2 separate regions of the Mus musculus genome follow, and region 1 is linked to region 2. Evidence: chromatin loops called from intact Hi-C (ENCODE). Cell type or tissue: gastrocnemius. All regions are shown on one strand.

What was found. Peaks named below come from ENCODE experiments on the same cell type or tissue, not always from the same donor. Only the 100,000 strongest peaks of a DNase experiment are listed, where the experiment ranks them.
Region 1: it touches region 2 in a loop (7-fold over the local background); 18 of 42 quality-filtered maps call a loop at or near these places.

What each region holds. Positions count from the first base shown.
Region 1 is chr6:72,673,358-72,678,357 of GRCm38, reverse strand. The region is part of intron 3 of Tcf7l1 (transcription factor 7 like 1 (T cell specific, HMG box)); the gene reads left to right. Gm31391 (a long non-coding RNA gene) reads right to left here. Exons shown (of 4, transcript XR_003956315.1): 2 at 1-112. Among named protein-coding and RNA genes, the nearest start is that of Gm31391, 21 kb to the right of the region's middle. In gastrocnemius, a CTCF peak has its summit at 1,882 (motif pointing left); DNase peaks (open chromatin) are centred at 380, 678 and 1,711; H3K27ac peaks cover 748 bases.
Region 2 is chr6:72,786,750-72,791,749 of GRCm38, reverse strand. Tcf7l1 (transcription factor 7 like 1 (T cell specific, HMG box)) reads left to right here and starts at 2,705. Exons shown (of 12, transcript NM_009332.3): 1 at 2,705-3,040; 2 at 3,125-3,188; 3 at 3,412-3,539. The coding sequence starts at 2,798. In gastrocnemius, a CTCF peak has its summit at 2,117 (motif pointing right); DNase peaks (open chromatin) are centred at 2,882, 3,135, 3,595, 3,903 and 2 more places; H3K4me3 peaks cover 2,922 bases; H3K27ac peaks cover 3,025 bases.

The sequences.
Region 1 (5,000 bases), 110 kb after region 2:
AGCAGTCACTGTGACAGTCACAGTGGAGTCACTGGTAGGGTTGTCCCTCCTGCAGCCAGGCCTTCTCCACGACTATGGTGCCACCTTTCCTTGTTCATGGATGTGTGTGCACCTGCAGGCAGAAGGAGGAGAAAACGGACCTGACCTGTGGATTCCTGTCTACAAACTGCTTTTGCAGGAAGCCCTAGAGCAGGAGCCAGAGCCATCTGCTCGAAGCCTAGCGAAGTGGGTTGAGTGTTCCATGCTGTCCCTCCAGATTTTAGGCCCTTCCTAGACCAGCACTTCCCAGGTGACACTGTGGGACAGGGTTCTGGAGTTCTATAGCGTGAGTTTGGGAGCATCCCCCATTACCCCACACCCCAGTTCCACCTAGGACAGGTGCCTGGAGCCGGCACCAAGCCAACTGTGGTGATGCTCATGTGCCCTGTCTGGAGTCCTGCGGGAGCCCTCTGCACTTTTTGCCTAATGATCACTGTATAGTGATTGACTGGGCCTAGTGTCTGGAGCCTTTGTCTGAGCTCCTTGCATCCCTCCCTGGGGACCATTGTCTGAGTTGGTGGTTGTTAATCCGCAGCCTCTGAGAAGCTGCCTGGCAAATGGGAGGTTAATGTGCAAACAGCAGGGAGCGTTGTCAGTGTGTGGGGTTGGACGGCAAGTAGGAGGGAAATAGTTAAAAATCCTATTCAAGGCCCGGAGGGGAGGAGGGGTGGGCGAGGGAGCAGGCTCAGCCTTGTGTTAATCTTACTGGAATGTAACCAGTTCGGGCAGTTTCTGGCTTTGGTATTGCCCTGTTGCTCAGGGGCCCAGTGTCTGGTCTCTGCCTCCTAAGCTTCCCAAAGGCTGAAGTCCTGGGGTCCCTTCTATCTTGACCGTCTCTAGCATCTTAAAGGAGCCCGACCAGAACATCAGGAGGCTGCTAAAACCCGGAGAACCTCACAGCCCGCACCACAGAGGAAGCTCGGGGAGGCGGTTGTATGGAGGAATCGGAGGGGCAAGCAGAGAGAATGTTTAGAGAAAAAGCCCCCAAACCTGTTTGGTCAGGCTTGTATAACTGCCTGGAGGTCTGGGAATGCATGCCTAGGGGAAAGAGCTGCTCCTGGACACTAACAGCTAACAGTGCAGCCTGTGTGCGTTGCTGGATAAGGGGGAGTCAGGGCGGGCGGGGGTCAGCTCACAAGTGGTGGTTTACTGCTTGACCGAGAGTGTGTTCATGTCTGCTGCAATTCACTGTTGAACTCTAAAACAGTCTTGTGTTGGTCTGGGCTGTGCCTCATAATATCTGCATATTAAAAATCCATCCAGCTGGACACAGGATTGGTGCACTTCCTCATATAGCCGTTGAGTCTTTGTTGGGGACGTTTAAGAAGTAAATTTTAGGTTGAGTCAATCGCTCTGTAAGTTCAAGTATTGGTGTCATTAGAAGGACCTGAGTTCAAGTCCCAGAGCACATGCTGAAGAGCCTGGAGATAGTGGGTGAGAACCCTCAGATCTCAGCACCCAGGTAAAACACATGGGGTCCGGAGTGGGCAGAGACGGGATTGCTGAAGCTTGCTGGCTGAGAGTAACGCAAGTCTCAGGGAGGGACTCTTTTTCAAAGCCATAAAGTACAGTGACAGAACAGGACACCCTCTGGTGCCAGCTGCATGCTGTCCCTATCATCTGAGAACTAGGGAAGGAGAGACAGATGCATCCCTGGGGCTCACTTCCAAGTAGCCTAGCCTGCTGGGTGAGCCCCAGTCAAGTGAGAGACCCTGTCTCAGGGGACTGGAGAGCCGGCCCAGCAGTTAAAAGCATCTGCTGCTCTTGCAAAGGAGGCCGCTTCTGTTCCAAGCACCCATATCAGGCAGCTTAAAAACTTTCTGTAACTCCAGTTCCTGGGGATACAATGCCCTCTTCTGGCTCCTGTAGGCACCAGGCAGTAAATATAAATAAACAAACCCAAGGTAGGCAATGCCTGAAAAATGACACCTGAAATTGACCTTGCTCCCAATGTAGGTAGGTACACACACATAATTGAAGGGATTGTGGGGGGGGGGAGAGAGAGAGAGAGAGAGAGAGAGAGAGAGAGAGAGAGAGAGAGAGAGAGAGAGAGAGGTAGGTAGGTGGTGGGCAGGTCTCTGTAAGTCCTCCTAGCCTCATGCCTTTTCTGGCCAGCCCAGCAGCAGGGAATGGGGGTACAAGGCCACCATGAGTGTAGGCGTCCAAGTGGCCACTCTGCTATTGGGAAACGGAAGGAAATTGCGTGGCAGCCAGACCCTGGGGCTTCCTCACTCCGGGCTACCATTTTGCTCACAAAAGTGAAAGCAGTGAAGGTTGCAACTATAGAAAGGTCTCTAAGTCCCCATTCGGCATAAGGCACCTTTCCAGAACACAGGGCCATAAGGCCCCATGGAGCTATTGAGCTGATCCGGAACCCCACCTAGCTTGTATATTCATCAAGGGAGCCCAGATCCAAAAGCTCAGGCTCTGCCCAGCCCTGACCCTGTGGGTCACCCTTCTGCGCCCCACCCCCCCCCACTCCACCCCTCCGGCCTGCCCAGCAGACAGGACTCTGGATTCTGTCTCTGTTGGAACCCACCAGCCATCCGGAGAGTCCAACGTACTGAATTTCATTTCTTTCCCGCTCTTGAGTTTTCCATGATTTGGGATTTGCAAATGATTTTCCTCTGGGAATTTTTTAGGCCATCCCATGTAGGTGGCATCTGACATTTAAAATCCTGTCGGTACCATATCTAGCTGTGTGGCCTTTGATAAATTAAAATGTCTGGAATCGGGCTGGTGAGATGGCTCAGTGGGTAAGAGCACCCGACTGCTCTTCCGAAGGTCCAGAGTTCAAATCCCAGCAACCACATGGTGGCTCACAACCATCCGTAACAAGATCTGACTCCCTCTTCTGGTGTGTCTGAAGACAGCTACAGTGTACTTACATATAATAATAAATAAATCTTTAAAAAAAAAAATAAAATGTCTGGAATCCCAGTCTCCTCATGTCAGGTAACGGGAGTAGCAGCAGTAGTGTTAAGCTCACTGGGCGAAGGGAGGGCAAACCGTACTGATATACTTGTCACCTGGGATACAGACGGGGCTTCTGTCATCATCCTAACGGGAACCAGACAGCACAATATGCCTCACAGACCGGCACCCCGATGCCCTCCCCGAATGCAACCTCATGCCTAGACATAAGTAAGTAGACATACACAGAGAGAGAGAGAGAGAGAGAGAGAGAGAGAGAGAGAGAGAGAGAGAGAGAGAGGCTTTAGAAGCTCCATTTTGGCCTTGGCCCCTCTTGGCACTGTGTTTCCCCACTGAGCTGCTATGATGTCCTAAGACACAGATAGAAGCAGGGATGGAAGAGACAGAAGATGCTACAGGACCAGGCTCTCTACCACCACCGCCACATCTCATATGGAAATGAAAACTACAGGATATTCTCCGTTTGGGCCATGCCCTTTGTGTCGTAGGGAGGTGTGTTTTTTTGTTTTTTGCTAGGCTGGGAGTAAATATGCTCCACAGCTTGTTGGCTTGACTTATAGCTTTTAATTATGTAAATAAGTAGGCATCCTCTCAGATCCCGTAGATACCAGTGGAGACCCTCCTTGTCCAGCAGTAGCCACCTGGACCTCTGAGGCCAGTGCCAGTTTCAGTGATGGCCTTCATAATTGTATTTAGGAAACCAGTGTCATGGATCTTTTTAACTATTCAAAGTGTTATTTATTCATATTGGTTCAAAGGCTGGAGAGACAGCTCACTCCACAAAATGCTGCCATGTGAACGTGAAGACCTGAGTTTGAACCCCAGAACCTATGTTTTTTTGGGCTTTTTGTTTGTTTGCTTGTTTGTTTGTTTGTTTGTTTGCTTGCTTGCGTTTTTGTTTTGTTTTGTTTTGTTTTGTTTTGTTTTGTTTTTTCGAGACAGGGTTTCTCTGTGTAGCCCTGGCTGTCCTGAAACTCACTCTGTAGACCAGGCTGGCCTCGAACTCAGAAATTCGCCTGCCTCTGCCTCCCAAGTGCTGGAATTAAAGGTGTGCGCCATCACGCCCGGCACTTGCTCGTTTTTAAAGGCCGGTGTGGTGACACATGCCTGTAATCCCAGCACTGAGAAAGCAGGGATGAATGGGTCCCTGAAACCTCGTGGCCAGCCAGCCTGGCCTACTCTGTGAGCCTCAGGTTTAGTGAGAGACCTTGTCTCAGAAAACAAAGCGGACAGCTCCTGACTATGGACAGCTGAGGTTGTCTTCTGCCCTGCACACACCCTCCCCCTCAAAAGGAAACACAGCAACAAAGAAAAAAAAATGCAGTGAGTCTAGCATAGAGGTCTTCTCTCTGTGAGTTGTCACCTGGATTCAAAGTCTCTCTCAAATCCCATCACCCACTCCAATTCTTAATGACATTTACCACTTGGGACAGATGCTTTGTCCTCCCTCATTAGATGAAGGCCACCTGCCTAGCCATATTGTCCTTTCCTCTTGCACAGCAGCCAGGGACAGAGTCCCAACACAGTGGGTGTACCATAAGTATTTGTGGAATGACAGGCAGAGTGTATTACAAACTGATCCATACTCCTCAGGCCTGTGTTGATTTTTCTGGAACTGCCCTGTTGTTCATCCCCTCCCGAGTAAACAGATTCAGACCCTCAAGAAAATCGGGCAGCCAAGCCCTTAACAAGCCAAGAAAGCCAGCCTTCATTTTGATTATCTTTGGGCTAAGTTTGCTTGGGAATTTGTATCTGTAGAAAAAAAAAGTCTTAGCGTTCACCGCTGTGAGGCAAATTTTTTGCATTCATTTATTCTTTCGGTGGTTTGGCCCCATAAAGCAAGGCTGGCCTGAGGGGAAAGCTGCCTGAAAGAATCCAAGTTTGTCTTTAGTGGTAGAAATTAAACAACTTCTCCAGGCCGTGCCCTCAAACTTCAGCCCCGTTTACTATTGAAAATTGTGTCTCAAGGGGTACAGAGAGGCGTGGGATAATGGGGACTGAAAAATGTTTGAGATTTGGACATTTTG
Region 2 (5,000 bases):
GAGTACACTGTAGCTGTCTCCAGACACACCAGAAGAGGGCATCGGATCCCATTATTGATGGTTGTGAGCCACCATGTGGTTGCTGGAAATTGAACTCAGGACCTCAGGAAGAAGAGTCCGGCCGGGCGTGGTGGCGCAGGCCTTTAATCCCAGCACTCGGGAAGCAGAGGCAGGCAGATTAATGAGTTAGAGGCCAGCCTGGTCTACAAAGTGAGTTCCAGGACAGCCAGGGCTATACAGAGAAACCCTGTCTCGAAAAACAAAAACAAAAACAAAAAAGAAGAAGAGTCGGTGCTCTTAACCACTGAGCCATCTCTCCAGCCCCCAACAGCTTAATTTCTATCTAGTAAAACTAATTTGTATTTCAACAACAATAGAAAGATTACTGTCCTTTAAGAACATCTTTCTCTTTTTAGGCAACCAAGTTTGTAGTGATTTATCACAGTGGCCATAGAGAACTAATACAATGAGCTCTTCATATGTTTATACACCACAGGAAAAGGGTTTTAAATAAGAGTTCCATAGATTCCTCCTATACAATTATTTTAACAACAACAACAAAAAAAAACCTTCTGCAAAATACCATATAATAACACGAGGGAGGGTGTGTGCTGAGGTACTCTGACCAAAGGGTGGAGGAGGTCTGGGATAAGCTACAGGAGAGCAGCAACTACCAAACTCAGGCTCTAGACTCACTCTTAGCTCTGAGCTCAGTGGACTAGCCCTAAGCTATCACTGTCACTGCCATGCCTCTGTCACCTAGTTTTTGTTTTGTTTTCTGAGACAGGTTTCTCTGTGTAGCCCTGACTGTCCTGGATCTCACTCTGTAGACCAGGCTGGCCTTGAACTCAGGGATCCACTTGCCTCTGCCTCCTGAGTGCTGGGATGAAAGTCATGTGACACCACTGCCCAACCCCTAAAATGTTTTTAAATGAGACACCGAAAGCTATATGTACTAATCTTTGTCTTAATGGTGTTTCTTTAAACCCATTATTGGTCCACCTAAGTCGGGGCTCAACCTGCCCAGTTCCCTGCTGTGGGTTCTGTGGGAAGAAAGATGCAGATGGACTGTAGCTCTCTCCATCACCCCCTTCTTAAAGCTGTAACTTTGTCCAGCCTCATGTGTAAGTTGTGCTTGCTTGCTTGTTTGCTGGCTTGCTTGCTTTTAAAGACAGGGGCCTCTCTAAGCAGTTGTCTTGTACCTCATTGTGTAGACCAGGCTGGCCTCAGCCTCACAGAGATCCACCGGCCTCTGCTTCCTCTCTCAGGTTTTGGGATTAAAAGCACAGGTCACCATACCTGGCTTTCAGTTGTGTTTAAAACATTTAAAAAATATGCTCATACTGACGTTCTAGACTGATTTTAAAATTTATGTTGTCACCAATGTCCCCATGGAGGATGGCTCCAAGTGGCGTTACTTCCCCCATCCCCAGCTGACTGAGGATATATGAGTCTATCTAGTCCCGAGGATTGAACACAGGACCTCATGAATGCTAAATACACGCTCTACCATCTCCATCTTTTAAATGATACCTAACTTGTGAGGGAATGAGTGCACATGGCATGGTCCACACGTAGAAGCTAGAGGACGAGTGTCTGTTCTCTACTTCCACCATGTGGGTACCGGACAGGGAACTGAAGACATGGGGCTTGACGGTAAGTACCTGCTGAGCCATCTTGTTAGCGCCCAGATACTCTCTCAAGTCTGTTTTTTACCTATGAAGCTAGTTAGGTAATTTGCTTATGGTGCTTGTGGGCTATCACGGCAGCTTCCTAATCAGCTTTGGGAGTTCTGGGTGATAATTTCTTCTTAAAATCAATACAGTTAAAATCCCGTCTGAATCCAAGACAGTGAGTATTGAATTTCACACCTCTTCTCCAGCTTTAGAGAGAAAGCGTGATCTTCAAGGTTGCAGTAGTTCCTTACTAAGAGGAAGTGATCAAAAACACAGTTTGGGGACAGGAATGCGTTGGAATACCATAGGAAAGGGAATGTAAGACCGCTCAACTTGTTTCAAAGTGTCACAAAATCTGGCTGAGTAGAAGGGCTGATGGGATCCTGTACTCGGCAGGCTGAGTGGTTGTGCTCGGCGGATCTGCGAGTCCTCGGCTGTCCCGCAGGGGGCAGTGCTGCCTGCCAGTGCGGTGGGAGCGGAGTGGGAACCCGCGCGGAGTTCTGGGGCTTGTTTGCAAAGAAAGTTAGGGGATGTGAAGGAGTGCGGGCCAGACTCTTAGAGGGAGGGTGCGAGAAAGGACTTCCCAGGGTAGCCATGGAGTTCACTGGAGGGGATCTGGATAAGTTCGAGGGGTAGGGTGGTCGCACGAGGAGGGTAGTTGTAGGCCCCGGAAGGTGCAAGCGAGCAGGACGCGAGTGTGAATACGAGTGTGCGTGCGCGCGCTGCAGTTCGCCTGGTTCCGAGAGGCGCGGGTGTCAGCTTGCAGCCGGGGCTCCTCCCTCCGGCCCCCCTGCCCCGCCGGGCGGTCCCTCCCTCCTTCCCCATCGCCCCTCCCCGGCGGGCCAGGCGCTGGGACGCCCGGGCCGAGAAGGCAGCGGCGGTGGCGGCGGCTAGTTGGGAGTCCTAGGTTCCGTGCTGCGGGACGATTCGGAGCCGAGTGTCTCTTGCCCCGGCTGGGCGGTGCTGGGCCCGCTTCCCACAGAGCCACGCCCTGTCAAAACTTTGTCGCCGCAGCGGCCAAACGATCGGAGCCGGGCCAGCGAGAGGGAGGGAGGGGCGCCGGGCCGGGCCAGGCAGGGCGCGGGGCTCCGAGCGCAGCGGCCCCGGCCCGTGGCCCCACCATGCCCCAGCTCGGTGGTGGCCGCGGTGGCGGCGCCGGCGGGGGAGGCGGTGGCTCCGGAGCCGGGGCAACCAGTGGAGGGGACGACCTCGGAGCGAACGACGAGCTGATCCCCTTCCAGGACGAGGGGGGCGAAGAGCAAGAGCCGAGCAGCGACAGCGCTTCGGCGCAGAGGGATCTGGATGAGGTCAAGTCGTCCCTGGTCAACGAATCGGAGAATCAGAGCAGTAGCTCGGACTCCGAGGTAAAGGGATTCCTAGGGTCAGCCTCTGGGGGACCCGGGTCCCGCTCCCGCTCACCCGCCCTCGCCTTTGTGTCTCCTCCACAGGCGGAGAGGCGCCCGCAGCCCGCCCGGGACGCTTTCCAGAAGCCGCGCGACTATTTCGCCGAAGGTAAGTGCCTTCTCCGTCAGTCTCCACTCTCCAGCCATCAGCGATTGGCCGTACGGGTCTCCACGGTCCGGGTGGCGGAACCCCTGCTCTCCTCCCATCGCTGCAGCAGCCACTCTGGGGCTCACTCGAGGGGTGCTCGGGTTCCAGATTCCCGCCCCGAGCTCCAGATAGCTACTCTGTCTGGGGGACCCCTGACCTCACTCCACTTTGGTTTTGTCCGCAGTGAGAAGGCCCCAGGATGGCGCTTTTTTTAAGGGACCTGCGTATCCTGGGTACCCCTTCCTGATGATTCCAGACCTGAGCAGCCCGTACCTCTCCAACGGACCCCTGTCTCCTGGTGGAGCGCGCACCGTAAGTGTCAGTCCGGCCGTGCCGGGACCGGTGGGCGTCGGGCCCGGCGGGATGCGCCCCTGGGCTTTCCGTGGTGTGGGGGATGGGGCCTCCTGCCTGAGCTGATCCTGGGCCGAACTTGTTTGCAGAGTCAAACTCCCCTGTGGCGGCCTAGTATGAGACTGCTTTTGGCCAGTAACGGGATGAAAGTAAAGTTCTTTTAACTTCTCGCCTTTGGGAGATTGCGGCCTGGTGGGACCTCCCAGCCTCCCAAATTCCTTGCTCCTACCAAAGGAAAACTTGGATTTGTGCCTGCCTTTGGAGGTGGGGGGTGTGTGTTTGGGGGGGGGGTGTCTCGCTTTCCTTCCCGGAGATTGGTCAGCTTTCCCCTTGGCAAGGGAGAAAGTTGGGCAAGGGCCTGGAGGATCCTGACTTGAGATGTCCTCTGACCTGCGGGTTCCCTGGGCTGCTGTGAGCTGTACAAACTCCTTATTTTGTGTGAACTATTCACGACCCACCCCCAATCCTCACCCCCAGGGCCTCAATTTTTCTGCAGAACTCTGGGTTTTAAACTCCTCTGAGATGGTTTGGAGGGCGACCCAAGGCATTCTTACTTGGCTTTTTCCCCCTTTTGTTGCGGGCTTTTCTCATTTAAAGCGAGCGCTGCGACACTTTAAACCTGTTAATGGGAGCGCATTGTGTGCTGTGTGCCTGGCATTTAGAGCGGTGATTAAGCAAATTGACCCGGCCCCAGACAATGTGCAAATGAGGGCGGATTCCTTCACCCCTCTCCAGCTCGGAGCTCCCGCCTCTCTCCCCTGCGAAATGAGGGGTGCAGTTCGGGGTTGGCCTGGTCTTCGAGCCGCTACTCCACATCCAAGTTTCCTATGCTGATGCTGGGTTGGATGGTAAATCCTGGGTGCACACCCTCCTGCTGTGCGGCGCCTTGCTCGTTGTCTCTGCCTCGCACAGAGCTTTCCAGAGTTGGTTGGTTCATTCTCCCTGCTGGCGTGTCTACTCCTCAGGAGTGCATCCCTGAGGGAACTGAGCTCGAATAAAAGTTCATCTTAAATATGATTATACTCAAGGGTGGCCATGGAAGATCTGGGCGCTGAATGGGTCGTTCCTGCTGTCATTTCGGGCCCTTGCTGGGTGGAGCAGGATGGCCTCCACAGTTCGTGTAGTGTGTGTGTGTGTGTGTGTGTGTGTGTGTGTGTGTGTGTGGGTGTTGTTCACTGGTTAGGGGTTGGGGGTTAGGGGTTGCGTTCTGATGGATGGAAGAAGGGCGTAGAACCACACTCACACCGCTTGCCTTTGCTCTGGGGTGGAGAAAGACCCTCACAGTTTTGGGCCTGCTCCACTTCAGGGTACCCCAAGAAGTCCTTTTGAAAGTGGATATAGGCCTAGGGCTTTGCTTTTGCACTTTCAAGGTGAAGGTGTGTGCCAATGTTGGGGACCACCCCCAGCTTTCCTGCCCATGCA